Linked DNA regions of Homo sapiens: region 2 is linked to region 1. Evidence: chromatin loops called from intact Hi-C (ENCODE). Cell type or tissue: heart right ventricle. All regions are shown on one strand. Each heading gives the region's core, and the rest is flanking DNA. Links, peaks and the distances in the headings are about the cores only.

Region 1 (5,385 bases), core at 57-5,056:
CCAAACTGAGGGATCTGAGAACTTTACATTTGAAATTTGCAACTTCAAGGAAGGAGAAACAAGGGCAATTATCTGGTCCATGTGTCCTACAATGACTAGCAATCTTCACTGCTGGCAAAATGTGCTTCCTGTACTTATCTGAGATTCCTGATACAATGTGATTTGGGGGAAAGAGCAGAGGATGAGGCTTGGGAGAGAGCTAGCACCCAGACAGCCTCTCTCCTCCAAAAGTACCTTTCTTCCCAGCTCACTGATGCCTGCAACTCCATGGAGTTTTTATTTGGTAGAAGGAATGAAATGCCCAGATTATCAAGTACCTCCGTGTGCCAGCTCTGTGCCAGAGGATTTACATACATTACCTCATTTAATATTCATGATGCTCTCTGACATACACATGTTTAACCCCCATTTTACAGATAAGAAAATTAAAGCTGGGAGTGGTGAAGAAACACTCCCAAGTTCACACAGCTAATAAGAGGCAGACTCAAGCTATACCCCCAAAGCCTCCAGTCTTTCCTTTAAACCATGTGCCTTCCTCAGCCTTGACACTTTCTCTCTTGACAACAATGCAATCACCCAAAAAGAACCACACACTTTTAGATATCACTAACTTCGCTCAATCATTCAAAGCACCTCTCCAAAGCACTTTGTTGGAGTCACTCAATTGCCAAGGATTTGTGGAGTCCTACTATGTGCTGGGCATTATGCTAGGCACTAGGGATACCTCAGTGTGTCTCAGTGACAGAAAGAGACACAAGGCAATTAAATAAAAGAATTACAAATTGCAAATTGTGGAATGTGCTGTGAAGGCAATCAACAGGAGGCTGGAACAGAGCACACTAGGAGAAGGGTGGGCTGCACTAGAAGACAACGTTCAAAACAAGATCTGGAGAGCCAGAGAAGCAGCCACGGCAGCTGGGAGAAAAGGCTCCCAAGCAGCAGGAACAACCAAGAAAAGATTCCAGACATGAAACCAGTGTGAAGAAGGCTCACCAGACTGGAGAATGGGGAGTGAGGGGAAGAAGCAAGTGCCAGGATGCTTGAGAAATAGGCAGGGGCAGGGCCAGAGACTGTGGGCCTTTGTAGGCCCTTTTGGGGACCCTGGGCATTATGCTATATGGAATGGAAAATCATGATGAATTTCATCAAGGTGAGGATGTAATTCGATTGTTATCTTAAAATATTTCTCTGTCTGCACATGGTAAGTGGACTGTCAGAAGTCATGGGTAGAGACAGAAAGAACAGTTAGAGAGCTCCTGCACATTCCAAGAGAGAGATGAAGACAGCCTGGATTCGAGTGGTGGCAGAGAGGTGGAGGGAAGTTGCTGGTTCTGAGGTCCTTGGAGACTGAACCACAAGGACTTGCTAATAGATTAGCTATGGGAAGAGAACAAGAATTAGACTGCTAGGTTTCTGCTTCAGAAATTAGATGGATAGTGGAGCCAGATACTGAGATGATTTGATAAGGGAAGAAAAGGAAACGATAATTTTTATTTTGAACCGGTAGTTTCTGAAATCCAACTTGCTCTGAGACCTCTGAGCAGAAGTGTCTAGTAAAAATTAGGCTATGTGAGTCTAGGATCCAGAGAAGATTTCAGCTCAGAAAATATCTATTTTAGAGTTTGGAGAGTGAGTAAAAGGGGAGGAAAAGTCCAAGGAAAAAGCTGACATTTAGAGATCTAGTGGAGGAAAAATGCAGCAAAGAAAACCGGGAAGGAATAGCCAGTGAGGTCTGAGATGAACCAGGAGAGAGCCATGTTATGGGAGCAAGGAGAGAGACTGCCTCGAGGTTGTTCTAAGGTTGCGAAGAGGTGAAGGAAGATGCGAGAGTCAAATGATGAATAAGATAGAATTCTCGTTCCAGGAGAGTTCACAGACTGATGAGAAAGGCCGATATGATTGATGAAGGAATAAAAAGCTAGTGTAACATTTATTGAGCACTTACTATGTGACAGGAACTGAGCTAAATGATGTACGTGCATTATCTTCAAAGCCCCGGGTGAAGAAGGAATCATTATTATCCTCATTTTACAGATAATGCTCGAAGAGAATTAGAGGCTCACCAATGTTCCCAGAGCCCAGAAAGTGTGGTATGGTGCACTGGGATTTAAAGATAGGCAACAGGACCCCCAAGGTGCCCTCCTAACCACAAAGATATCTGCCTCCAGATGGGGACACACACATATGGCCCACTTTGTTGCTACTCTCCTTGGCTTTCTCCTGCTCTCTTGTGAGTCCTTTTTCAGGACCTGGGACAGCTCTTTTCCTTGCAATGACTTTGTTCAACGCAGTGTTGATACAGAGGCAGGCCCGGCATGGGGGCTGTCAGTGCACTGAGCTTTCATGTTTCCCTCACATGAACATCCCCTCACAGCTACAAAGCCAACCTTGCCAGGATACTAAACCTTTGCCCAAGATCCTCTCAGGTGCCCCAACCCTAAGACCTGGCCCATGTGTGTTTAATCTTCATTTTAAACCAGAGATCAATCAGATCAGTCTCAGGCACTGTGGGCGTGGTTTGACATGGCAGGGTCATTGGAACAGCAAAGGGGGTAATCATTGCTGATAAAATGGAGAAAATGGAAGAAAAAGCTATTTTAGCTTAAATGGTTTCCTATAAAACAGTTTTGAAGGTAAAAGGTACTATCTTCTTGTCGGTGTCAACATTTCTCTTGCTGGGTAAGTGAAATTATGTTTCTGTCAATGACTAAATCTCTCCAAGGGGGAGGTGACATTTTGTTTGGTTTCTGGAGAGGAATGATTGAGTCTGATGAAACAGTAACTATATGGATGTATAAAGGACATTTGCATAGAACACAAGTGAACATCACTAGATTTCTAAACTAGATGCTTTAGAAAGCATCCACTGCCTGCAGTGAGTGTATGCCCAGAACTCTTAAGCCTTGCAGACACTGATTTTGTTCAATTGCCTCAATGAATATTTTTCACTGAATTTTTGCCAGTTGTTTGGGTGATAGATACAGCCAGAGACTGATGCTGCTTTCTTTCACCTATTGTCCAAATTCATCTGATTTTCAGCAACCAGTATCCAAACAGATGACTTTGGCCTCTCCCCCACACCCTCTGGCAGTTCCACATTGCTGAGCCAGTCCCTGCTATGGTCCTATCACCTGTTCATCTGAGACTCGTTGTCTCACAAAACCTGGGCCTACATCACAAATCGATATTCAAGCCTCCTGACCTGAGGGTGCCAGGCATTGGGGTTTCCAGCTTCACTTCCTCTCCGTGTGACTGATAACTGGCCAACTGAGCCCACAATGGTTAATGTCCCCAGCTCTCAGTGGAAATCTACAAGACCTACAGCTGCAAAGGAACAAAAGGAATTGCTTTAAAGGGTTAAAAGCTATTCACTTCTGTGGGGCAGAGCCAAGGCCCCTTTTTCTCATAGCTGCTGAACTGAACTTTGCTGCTGTGTGGCATCTAACATGAGCAAGTACCCAGAAAACCAGAAATCAGTTGTGAGAAATGGAAGCAGAAGCACAGCTTGTAGGCCACATATAAGCATGTTTGGGTGTAGCCGAAGCGGTATTCATGAAGATATTAAGGGGCATCTGTGTTCCACCTTATGGTACAGATCTGGGTGCTGTCTTTATATCTTGTCACAGCTAATTCTTCTCAAATCAATGGTTGATCTAAGTCATAAACACCTTTTGGAAAGTTGTGCATGTGAAGCTTGGCAAGCCAAAATTACAAGTATACAAGAAGCAGAGAAAAGGTAAGAGAAAAAAGTGAAGGACCATTCAGAAGGAAGAATTGAACAATTTTCATGGGTCCCTCTAAGGAACATAAGCAAATGGGACTTTTATCCCTAAATAGTCATACAAACAAAAAGTAGGAATTAAAGTTTTTAAAAAGTTTTTCTAAATTATGCCATTACATAGGACATCACATTTTCTTCCATTTCTTCTATACTCTTCCTTCTCCCCCCTCAAATAAATCAAATTTACAATTTAAGATGTGGCTGATTATAATAGTCTACACAATTTTATAATTCATCAAGATCAAATTTACAATATAAGACATGGCTGATTATAATATTCTACACAATTTTGTAATTCATCAAGAAAAAAATGCTACTAATTAAACCCTGATACACACACCTTGGTTTCAGAGATGTTAAAAGTTTTCATCATAAAATCTATGAACTGCCACACACACACATCACATCATATCACATCCATCAATGAATTTCTCTAGTTAGACTATAAAAACTGTCATCAATAACCAATTTTCCAAGCAGGCTAAATTTGTGCCACCCCTCAAAAGGAGGAGTGGGGAGTTTGAAGTTTATTTTATGGCATATATTTGCTGCCTGAAGACAACTCAGAACACTACTGACAGATAATGGACTGCATTTCATATTTGAGAAATGTGTCTTATTTTTAAAACTGAAAGCAGAGAAACTCATTAGATTTGCTTTCACCATTGCTTCAGGATGGCAGGGCAATTTCCATCATACCTGCTTCTCTTTGTTTTCTTCATTTTCCATTCTCCTCTTTTCTTTACATTCATCTGTATTCTCTTTTTCTATTTTACTTAAAATCTCATGTAGTTGTCTCGATGGATCATTAATGTGAGCTGCCTTAAAGGTACTTAATAACTTATTGTACAGGTTTATTACGCTTGATAGGAAGTAATTTTATTGAAGCTTCTTTTGTCTCCTCATTTACAAGTAATCTTGTGTCTCCATGCTGTAACGCTGTCCCTAAGAAAGTAGTATCTTTAGCATTATGTGTGTTTGTTATAACCAGGGAGATCATAATGGGGATTCATGAGGCTGAAAAGCAGGTACAGTGACTCCATCTAAAAACAGCCCCGTGCCGAACCATAATGAAGATGACATATTTATCTGGCATAATGTTCTCCACACCTAATAGTGGCTGTTTGGTCTTCAAGACTAAGGATTTGTTTAGAACAGCCTACTCACTGCATTAACCATTTGTTAAAGCCTTAACTACATCACTCATACAAAAAGTTGATGCCAATTCATTAAAATTTAATTATTTATCAAGTTGATATTGCATTAAGTGCCTAAAATTTTCACTACCACTCTGGAAAGGAATAAGGATAGGTCAATAACTGAGACATAGCGCCCAGCCTCAAGTTTAGCAGAAAAGGGAAATATATTAGAAAGAAACATGCCCCCAACAATCCTCGGTTAAATTGGCACTGGCCCTCCTGCACTTGGCCATCTGACCAACCATTACCACCACCTTCTCAGAACCCTTGCTCCCCTCACCTGAGATAGCCAAAGCCTGTGTCTACAGCATTCTCATCTTCTAATCTTATAGACACCTTTAAAACATATTCTTAAGAAAGAAAAATAAAAGCATCGATAAGAGGCATAGCCGATTCTATAACGTA
Region 2 (5,385 bases), core at 254-5,253, 56 kb before region 1:
TCGTGGGCCCCTTCCTTCATAAAAATATTAAAAAGTATATTTTATGACTCTGTCAGTATAAAGACTAATATATTAACATCACATATTACAACATTTTATTTGACCTAAAAGTTCCCTTTTCTTCTCATTTTAAGAGGAATTAGGCCGGGCACGGTGGCTCATGCTTGTAATCCCAGCACTTTGGGAGGCCGAGGCGGGCGGATCACAAGGTCAGGAGATCGAGACCACGGTGAAACCCCGTCTCTACTAAAAATACAAAAAATTAGCCGGGCGTGGTGGCAGGCACCTGTAGTCCCAAGCTACTCGGAGAGGCTGAGGCAGGAGAATGGCGTGAACCCGGGAGGCGGAGCTTGCAGTGAGCCGAGATCGCGCCACTGCACTCCAGCCAGGGTGACAGAGCGAGACTCCGTCTCAAAAAAAAAAAAAAAAAAAAAAAAAAAGAGGAATTAAAACACTTTGTGGGCCCATAAAAGTATTGTAGGCCTCATGGATACATCAGCCCTGCCTATCCCTATATCCTTTTATTCCCAATAGTCTGGGGCTACTTTAACTTCACCTCTGGGAAAATCCTTTAACAAGATGCTGCAACCTACACTGGTTTTGTGTGGATGATTTAAAAAAAATAAGAATCCAAGTGCATTAGGGAGAAGGCTTGGTAAGGAAGATATTAGAGTCTCCTAGAAAACTTCTAAACTATAATATGCATTCTCTTCCCTGAAACACAATGGTTGAGTTGGGCTGAGAGTATATATGGTTTGCAAAACACCTCAGGCTGACTCTGCAGCTCCTGGTCCCTGCTTAGAAGGCTCAGCACCAGCATCCTGTTACTAATCAAGCCCTATCTATATTTTCATTAATAATTATCTGCCAGTCATTGTGCTAAGTGCTTCACATGCTACATTTCATTTGATCTTCATTACAATAACACCCCCACTTAAGAGATGTGAACACTAAAATACAGAGAGACCAATTGCCCAGTCAGGTAGCTAGGAAAAGGTCGAACCAAGATTCGAACTTGAATTCCCTGATGCCAGAGCATTCATTCTTACCACTTGCTATCTGATGCCCTACAGCTGTGCTCTGTTCCTTCAACCTATTAACTGAATTCCTGTTGTGCTTCCTCATGCCTAAGTTTCTGCCTTGATAACCCACTCAGAAGTCCCCAAGCAGAAGCCTGTCTTTCACTTCACCTTCTGGTCCACAGACCCAGATCTCCACACATTGCCAGCTCCAAACTGCCTATCACCTTGCTCCACTCACCTGCCAGTACAACCACCTCTTGCTGAATCTCCCTGATGCCATACATCTGACTAGGTTTTTATTCAATTTATCATTCATTTTATCAATTTATCCATTTATTTTATTCAATTTATCATTCTATTCATTCATTCAACTGACATTCAATATGTCTCTTTATACCCGCCATCTGCTGGGCACTAGTATGTGACAACTTGGCCCTGCTCCAAGATGCTAAAGCTTGCTGAAGGGAAAGTGTATAGGGTGCAATATAGCATGTGAAGAGTCTTTAAAGGGGTGGGTGCCCAGTTCCATGAGGACACAAGGGACGATATAATCATCCCTGATCCTGACGCCTGTGTTCTGCTGACTTCTGGCCTCTCTGTCTCCTGCCCTCAATCAAAGCCCCACGCAGTGGACTGCTGATCCCCTGACCTGGGGCCTCTTCAGGTCTGTCTCTGCCACTATTTACCAAGCTCCATACATGGGGAGTCCTGGAATGGTCGGCCCCAGAACATGTGGATACATCTTAAGAGATTACCTCACTCATTAGTGATCCTGCCTAGAAAGAGTGATCTTGTCAAATCTTATTTCATTATTTACACTGGCATGTCGCTGTAACACTCCAAAGCAGAAATTAGCAAAGTATAAATTCTTTCCTCAAAAGGATTTATTTAGTGAAGTACCAAAAGATCTCATTATTAAAGTGGTCTCACTGTTAAGCCAGTCCCATACCACAGACCCCACAAACAGCAGAATAAATAGCTTCCCCTGGATATTTTGAAGTCCATTTACTTACTTAAGGTAGAATCAATATTTCATGTTAATATCATATAAAGAAAAATGTCTTCATAAAAATCTCTTCCTGTTGGGGCACCCACAACATTTCTGGACTCTCTTTTCCCAGAATGTATTACTTTTATCCTGCTTGTTATAGAGTTGGAATTTACAGGTTTCATTGCTCCACCATGAGTCCCTTCAGGACAAGGATGCCCCTTCTGAAAAGGATGATGTCCAGAGAGGACAAAATAATGCTTCTCACTCATTTTAGTGTTTCCCACAGCCCAGTGCCTGGCACAGGAAACATTCTACAAGTCAAAGATTTTGCCCACATACATGGATTTTATAGCTCACACGTTGTTTTAAAAAATTTTAGAACTATATATATTAAAAACTCTCACAGAAGTCTCTTTCTTTAAAAAAAAAAAATCAAAGCCAGCAACACTGGGTCTGAGCTCCCATCTACCTATAATCAGTGCACGCAGATAGTGCCCCTTTTAGAATGTTTTTGATAGGCTATCTCCCTCTTGCCTGCTTAACCCACTCCTGGGACCAGCCTGTCCTGGAGGCACTTATGTCTGTGGCCCCTGCAACCTGTGCTTTTTGGAATGAATTCTTCCTACGCCTTGTTCTCCTCTGCCAAACCAGACCCCAAAGCAAAAGACTATCTCAAAGCAATAGAGATAAATGAGCAAGATTGAATTGGAACACAGGAGACAGAAATGGGATGTGATAATGGAGCACAGGTGGATATTCAGACTACAACAGAATCATCCAAGGTGAGAGACTGGAGTCTTTATTCACCAGCTTCCTTTTCTCACTGTTTAATGGTTATCCCCCAGGAACATTGCTTCCCCTGCACTTTCTTGAGTTGCATCAGCGTGGCAAGCTCCCAGGGCTTTGGAGAAGACGCTGGGGCTGAAAGCATGTCCTTCTTGGGTCACTGTTACTGGGAGCTGTCCACTCGTGTTAGTGCTGAAATCAGATGTGGGCTGGGAGATGTGACAAAGGTGCCAGAAATGTCTGCTTATTCTAAAAAGAACTTATGGTGGCCTACAAATGTTTATGCATTAACATGCATTTTAACAAATATCTATACATAATGAGGAGTCAACAGATGCCATTTAATCCTATACACTTCTTAGATGTGGAACTCAAAGCCTTTGAATTTGGAAAGAGTCAACAGGAAGAGCAAAGCACAGTAAAGAACAAATTTGACTGAAAGGCAAAAATAAACTAGTTTTTCAGTAGGAGCACAACTATTTCTGGCACTGATATCAGACAGAAGTTTCTCCTATGGATCCTCAGAGAGGACAAGGGGATGCAATGAATTACATCATTGTCAAAATCTTTATTGTAAAATTTGGTGTGCGTTTTATCTTGCTGTTTCTTATGTTTGAATACAGGCAAATGGATTCCCACAAAGCATGATTAGTAAAAGAAAAGCTAAGGTAGGGTGGGGAAAAGGATATAAATAAGATGCAGTTGTGATTGGTGGTTCTCTGATGGTCCCATTAATAGATGGCCACTTTTAGATACTAGAGGAACGTGCCAACTACTTTCAGAATTAGTCTAACTTTGAATCTGTTTCTTATCCTCTTTTTCTTTTGTCAGCTGCTTCTCATTCTCATTAATTTTTTTCTTTAGACAGTATAAAGAGTAAAATAAAATTCAACAATGAAAACTCAGAGATTGTTAATCAACTGCTAATATAGGATAAAAAATGTATTATCTTTATCTTCAAATTTGCTACCCATTAGCTGTGTGACTATAGCCAAATCATTTAAACTTTCAAAGGTGAGGGACAGAGAGAAGTTGGGGGTGGCTTGCATGTTTTTAGCTTGGTTCAAGCAAGTAAAGAATGGTACTACTACATGATCTAGAAAAAATTAGAGTAGGTTTGGGGGTAAGGAAGATGATTTTGGTTTTAGAAACGCCCAGCTGGGGTGCTCATGGGTTTGGGTGGAGATGTCTCACAGGCAGTTGAAGATATGATCTTGGATCTCAAAGTAGATATGAGGCTTCAGGTACAGATTTAGGAATCATCATTTCATAGAAAGTAGTTGAATCTGGGAGCACAGATGATGATTCAAGAAGATGGATTGAAGAAGAGTAGTGGACTGAAGGAAGGACCTGGAGTCTCTGAGTGGGTAGGTAGAGAAAGAGAAACCCAGAAAAAGTGATGAGAATAAAGCAAAGAAATTCAAGGAGAACCAGGATTGCAGGGTCACCAGGAGCAAGGCAGTAAAGACTTTCAGAAAACAGGGACCTATTAAAGGTGTCAAATGCAGCTGAAAAAAAAGACTAAGAAGAATCTGGTGGAATCAAGCTCCCCTTTCTTTTAGCAATGAGCTTGATAATGCACCCTTATACTGACTTTCCTCTTTCCCTAAGTCACTCTCAAAGTTCTTTCCCTCACTCCTCTTCCTAGGATCATCTCTCAAATAAATCACCTGCCCCCAAGGCCTAGTCTCAAGGCTCTGCTTTCAGAAGAACCCAAACCAAAATGGTGTGGGAGGAGGAAGTAGGCAAATTAACAAATTGCTTGATGTTCATTAATTGTTTCACAAGAGAGAATTCTACCCAGCTTCCTGACTCTGAGTTCCTTGTCTGAGAAAAGTGAATACCCATAAAGTGATCCCCATGCCTACCAGACACACACACCACCCTCCTCCCAGATAATAATGTCTAGACCTTTGGGCAAATAGCAGCTAAAATTTGATATTTGACCAAACACAGTACTGATATGCCATGGATATCCCAAATCCACTTTTAATATTTCAGGCATCAGATGTAGGTGAGCCCTTTGCTAGACATATTGCCTCCTTTGGATCCTTGTAGAAACCAGAGGAGTGGAGCTCTGAGGAATAGGACAGGCAGTGCCAGGGAATCGCTCCCATCCAGTAACTACCCAATATGTGGTCAGTATGTACTGCTGCATGGAGTAAACAGACATCACAGGAAAGGTTTCAGAGGCCACAGGGAGACATTTGACCACCCATCATTTGTCCTAGAGGATACTGAGGATTTTGGAGAGTTCTGGGGTCTTAGAGCATAAAACATTCCACTTTACTTGCTTTGGGAGTGTTTCATATTGCCTTTTGTGTCTCACATGTAGCAGGCATTCAATCAAAGTTTGGTGAACTAATTGAACGAGATGCTTATTGCTCCTTCCCTTGCAACTCAGTCTTGTTTAATGGTGATGACAGTGGTAGCAGTGGTGATGACTGCCATTTATTAAATGCTTGCTCTCCAATCCCCTCACCTGACAATTAAGAAAAAAAAGCCCAGATAGATTAAGAGTCCTGCCCAAGGTAAACACCTGGCTATTAACAATGTTGGAACTTTTTCTCCCAAACCAATATTTGT

What was found. Hi-C counts contacts between places; a loop is a spot of excess contacts. Peaks named below come from ENCODE experiments on the same cell type or tissue, not always from the same donor. Only the 100,000 strongest peaks of a DNase experiment are listed, where the experiment ranks them.
Region 2: it touches region 1 in a loop (4-fold over the local background); 10 of 110 quality-filtered maps call a loop at or near these places.

The regions. Positions count from the first base shown.
Region 1 is chr2:136,524,634-136,530,018 of GRCh38, reverse strand. No RefSeq gene overlaps it. Among named protein-coding and RNA genes, the nearest start is that of THSD7B, 240 kb to the left of the region's middle. RefSeq lists a silencer at 2,153-2,353. In heart right ventricle, for the core only: no CTCF peak of the experiment used is centred there; no DNase peak of the experiment used is centred there.
Region 2 is chr2:136,580,410-136,585,794 of GRCh38, reverse strand. No RefSeq gene overlaps it. Among named protein-coding and RNA genes, the nearest start is that of THSD7B, 180 kb to the left of the region's middle. In heart right ventricle, for the core only: no CTCF peak of the experiment used is centred there; a DNase peak (open chromatin) is centred at 2,974.